Regions from separate parts of the Homo sapiens genome. Here region 2 is linked to region 1. Evidence: read pairs that join two places in POLR2A ChIA-PET (ENCODE). Cell type or tissue: IMR-90. All regions are shown on one strand.

Evidence for each region. Peaks named below come from ENCODE experiments on the same cell type or tissue, not always from the same donor. Only the 100,000 strongest peaks of a DNase experiment are listed, where the experiment ranks them.
Region 2: POLR2A ChIA-PET joins it to region 1 with 10 read pairs; 3 of 35 experiments call an interaction of 5 or more read pairs at or near these places.

What each region holds. Positions count from the first base shown.
Region 1 is chr17:41,379,259-41,381,758 of GRCh38, forward strand. KRT34 (keratin 34) reads right to left here. Exons shown (of 7, transcript NM_001386014.1): 2 at 2,455-2,500; 3 at 1,798-1,954; 4 at 312-473; 5 at 95-220. Among named protein-coding and RNA genes, the nearest start is that of KRT34, 1.8 kb to the right of the region's middle. RefSeq lists an enhancer at 2,041-2,500. In IMR-90, no CTCF peak of the experiment used is centred here; a DNase peak (open chromatin) is centred at 1,013; H3K27ac peaks cover 1,264 bases.
Region 2 is chr17:40,961,884-40,964,383 of GRCh38, forward strand. It overlaps KRT39 (keratin 39), which reads right to left. Exons shown (of 7, transcript NM_213656.4): 3 at 1,744-1,900; 4 at 519-680; 5 at 279-404. All of the region lies in intron 1 of LOC107985072 (a long non-coding RNA gene), which reads left to right. Among named protein-coding and RNA genes, the nearest start is that of KRT39, 3.8 kb to the right of the region's middle. In IMR-90, a CTCF peak has its summit at 2,158; no DNase peak of the experiment used is centred here.

The DNA of each region.
Region 1 (2,500 bases):
CAAGAGCTAAGGAGAGTGTGTGGCCCCAAGCACATCCCCGGGACTCTGCCTCCCAAGTTCCCATCGCTCACCAGCAGGTCTGAACAATACACACCAGGTTGTGCTGGGCCTGCAGCTCGATCTCCAGGGCGTTGACTGTGCGTCTCAGCTCGATGATCTCCGCCTGGCAGGACTGCAGCTGCTCTGAGCTGGATACCACCTGCTTGTTCAGCTCCTCGGTCTGAAACACCCAAGTGGGGAAAGGATCAGACCCTGTCTCCAGGGCCCTGGGGCACCTCGGGTCCTGAGTGGCCATGTGCTTAGATGCCCACCTGCGTGGCGAACCATTGCTCCACTTCCCTGCGGTTAATTTCCACCAGAGCCTCATACTGACTCCTGGTCTCGTTCAGGACCTGGTTCAGGTCCACAGTGGGGGCAGTGTCCACCTCCACGTTGAGGCGGTCTCCAAGCTGGGAGCGCAGGGTGTTAACCTCCTGTTGGAGAAAAGGGAAACAATGAACCTACGGCAATGGATCTGCCATTTTCCTGCTCCAGGGAAATGAGCACAATACTGCCCAAAAAGCACTAAAAGGAATATTCTGATCATTCCCAAAGAGTGACACACACATTTTATAGCAATAAACTCCAACAGGGATCACATCAATTGCTGTCCCATGGAAGATGTGCCATCTTCCTGCTCTGGGAAAATGAGCTTGATGCTGCCCAGAAAGCACTAAAAGGGGCCGGGCACAGTGGCTCAAGCCTGTAATCCCAGCACTTTGGGAGGCAGAGGCAGGTGGATCACGAAGTCAGGAGATCGAAACCATCCTAGCCAACATGGTGAAACCCCATCTCTACTAACAATACAAAAATTAGCTGGGCGTGGTGGCATGTGCCTGTAATCCCAGCTACTCAGGAGGCTGAGGCAAGTGAATCACTTGAACCAGGGAGTCGGATGTTACAGTGAGCCTAGATCACGCCACTGCACTCCAGCCTGGTGACAGAGCATGACTCCGTCAAAAAAAAAAAAGCACTAAAAGGAAGATTCTGATCATTCCCAAAGAGTGACACACACATTTTATAGCAATAAACTCCAACAGGGATCACGTCAATTGTTGTCCCATAGAAACGGAAACAACCTCACACCTTCTACAAGACTAAGTCTAAACTCCTTGGCATATGCAAGTCCTTCCTCGCTTCCCATCACATCTTCACTTTCATCCCTTGGAGGTACTGCATGCCCAGCCATACCCAGATACACCCTGCCCTGCCACTTCTGTGTCTTTGTTCAACCTCTTCCCTCAGACTGAAACACCCAAGTACTGGAATCCTCCTCTTTGCATCTGAGAAGAGTTCCCTATCTCCTCTTGGGCAGCCTGGATTATTTCTAGAGCATACTGCTTGTACATCTCATATGGTACTTGTTTCACTCTGTCTTGTTTATATCACTGTGTTTATATGACTGTCTTTCTATACTAGACTGTGAGCTCTTTTAAGAAAAGGGCCATGTCTTATTTCTTTTTTGTCCCTCCATCTCCACCACCAAATTCAGGACCTAGCAGTGATCAGCAGAGAGCAGGGCTCAATGAATGATGTCCCTCCTCAGTAATTCCAACACCTGCCTAACCCTCACCCAGCCGCTGAAGAATGAGCAGCTCACTCCACTCCTTGATATGGATGTAGCACCGTCACTCTCTGAGAACATCTTGAGTTCCTCAGAGAAGGGTCCCAGACCAGGGATCCAGACAGTAATCCTCTCCTGATTCCCAGTGCTAGTAGCTTAGTTCTGAGGCCTGCTTTTGTGAATTTGTTTCATACCTCCTCATGGTTCTTCTTCAAGCAGATCAGCTCCTCCCTCAGGGACTCCACCTGGGACTCCAGGTCAGACTTGCAGAGGGTCAGCTCATCCAGGATCCTGCGTATGCTGTTGATGTCCGACTCCACCAACAGCCTCAGGGACTGCTCCGTCTGGTACCTGCACGTGTCGGAGTGGGAGGATAAGTCAGGAAAGAAAACCACCTTCCCCTCTCATGTGTTGTTTGGGTAGAATTGGCCTGAATCTTCTTGAACTTACAGTTTTCTGCCTCTTCTCTTCCATATGCTTCAGTCAAGCTGTCCATGGATAGGCTGAAGAGGTTCCCTGACTCACCTAACACCACGAGGAGCCCACAGGCACACATGAGATGAAGTCTCTCACTGTGTTCTCGGTTTTGTTAGCTAATATACCACCAAATCAATTCCCAAAGAACAATTCATTTCAATCTCTGAATTTTGTGGTTTAAGAAACACTTCCAAAAAAAACCAGTATAGACCAAAGAGCAGGCAGCACATGAGTCTAGTTCCCTATTTGAAACTAATTTTACATAACCAGCCCTAGGAGGAGAAATAGAGAGAAATGGCTTTCTCCTCTCTTCCAGGCAATAGTAGGTCCCTAGGGCCATGAAAGAACCATAGGGACCTTGAAGTTCAACATACTTGCTTCTGAAGTCGTCAGAGGCCAGCTTGGCATTGTCAATGTTCA
Region 2 (2,500 bases), 420 kb before region 1:
ATAAGTTTTGGAATGCTGAATACCATATACCCCCTTCCTGGAGATTCATGGTGTATATTAGCTTATTAATGGCTCACAGGAAGGCACCCTGTTTAACCTTGGTTTAGTGCAGCGTTTCGTAGACTTATTTGGCCACAAAGCTCTTTTTCAGCCATAGACGCTTTAACAAATGAGGAACTATTGTTCTGAAAGACACAGTTTGGGAAATACTGCAGCACACAGGTGTAAGGGACTGTTTCCATCTTTGCTGAGCTAGGCTTGGTCAGCTTGCTCAGTACCATTCGATGCTGGGCCTGCAGTTCAACCTCCAGAGTGTTCACACTGCGTCTCAGTTCTATGATCTCCTTTTGGCAGCATTGCTGCTGTTGAGAGCTGGTCACCACTTGTTGATTCAGCTCCTCTATCTGAAACACACAGCCAGAGACTGAGAATATTATGGGAGGAAAACATGACTTTGATTAAAGGGCCCTAGAAATGCAGCATCAGCTTATTGTTTTTGACTTTTCTATATCCCCCACCTGCGTGTTGAACCACTGTTCCACATCTTTGCGGTTTGTCTCCATGATGGGCTCATATTGACATCTCATTTCTTGTAGAACCTGGTTTAGGTCAGCAGAAGGGGCAGCAGTCACTTCAATGTCAAGTCTCTCCCCAAGCTGACACTGTAAAGAATTGATTTCCTAAGGAAAGAAAAAGACTGTGAAGTCACTTGGTGAACAGATAACCCCTTTGTGTTCTTGTTTCACTCTAACTGCTACGATTTAGCTTAATTGTGTCTAAAATATAGCCCACAACAAAGGAATACATGATTTACAGGTGTTATTGAGATGCTATAAAATGATTTAAGACTCTTTCAGGTAGGACTGTGTGTTTAAATGTGTGCAAAATTAAAAAAAAATGAGTAGCAAGACCAGAGTTCCAAAAAATTTAGATCATTTCCAGGGCTGGATAATGGGTGAAACAGGATAAAGGTGGAATTGATCATGAGAGATTATAGTCTCTATGGTGCAAATACGGGATTGTGCCAATATTGACTTGCACCAATATTGACTTGTACCAATGGGAGGTGGCAGAAGCCTGTATAGGGATGCCTACAAACATGGGAAGACTGTAAGGACAGAAAAATTGGGTTCCTTCTTGTAGAAAAGCTGGAGGGGATGTTGGAGGCCTTTCTTCCCCTTATGGCTCCAGATATTGTGTTGGAGCCAGTGGATTTGAAATACTACCTTGAACCAGTGCTAGTAGCAGTAGGTATTTTCAGGGCTAAACCAGAGTAGTACGTAGCAGTGGTTTGGCTCTGTGTCCCCACCCAAATCTCATCTCGAATTGTAATTCCCATAATTCCCATGTGTCAAGGGAGGGACCTAGTGGGAGGAGATTGGATCATGGGGGTGGTGTCCCCCATGCTGTTCTTAGGATAGTGAGTGAGTTCTCACAAGATCTGATAGTTTTATAAAGGGCTCTTCCCCCTTTGGTCTCTCTCTGTCTCCTGCTGCCAAGTGAGATGTGCCTGCTTCCCCTTAAGCCATGATTGTAAGTTTCCTGAGGCCTCCCCAGCCATGTGGAACTGTGACTCAGTTACACTTCTGTCCTTTATAAATTACCTACTCTCAGTTATTTCTTTATAGCAGTGTGAGAACGAACTAATACAAGCGGGCACACCCTTTGTCAGGTGCAACTCAAAGGAACTGATGCTACTTTTAGGGACTTAGCTTGTGATTACTCTATTGGTCTTTGTCTCACCTCTTTGTGGTTGTTCTTGAGGCAAAGGAGCTCCTCTTTCAGAGACTGGACTTGTGCCTCTAGGTCGGCCTTGCCCAGGGTCAGCACATTCAGGATCTGCTTGAGGCCATTGGCATCTGACTCTACCAGCTGGCGTAGAGACACCTCAGCTTCGTATCTTTAAAAACCAGATGGGAAAAGAGAGACATCTGAAAGGAGATGATGCAAACCAAGCCAAGCAGAACTCTCATCTGCATTTTGCTCTGGGCACCTCACTTAGTGTATTTCTATTAGAAGTTTTATTCTCTTTGGAGGTGAAACCATTTGATATAGATCATAACTTAATTATTATTCCCAAATTAGTTTGCTAGGGGGATCTACATTGCTGTTCTTTGAGATATGGGAATTTATTGTCCTTCCTCTGCCCCTAGTGGCAATGCAATGTAAGTGAAGAAAGCACTGGATTAGGGCTCAGAAAACATGTGTCCAAGTTTCGGTTTTGACTTGTGCTAGTTATGCTTACCTTTGGGTGAGTAACTTAGCCTCACTAAGCCACAGATTTCTCACCTTAAAGAGAGTAACAATATATTAGTCCTATCTATTTTACTGAACTATTGTGTAGGTAATCAAATGGGTTCACAAGTTAGAAACTATAGGTACTGTATACATGTGAGCAGTTATTAATCTTAATCATTCATTGAATTTGAAAGTCTTTTCTGGGCTTGTGCCAACATCATCTGGGGCAAGAGGGTTAGTAGACATGGGGACAATTTTGTTG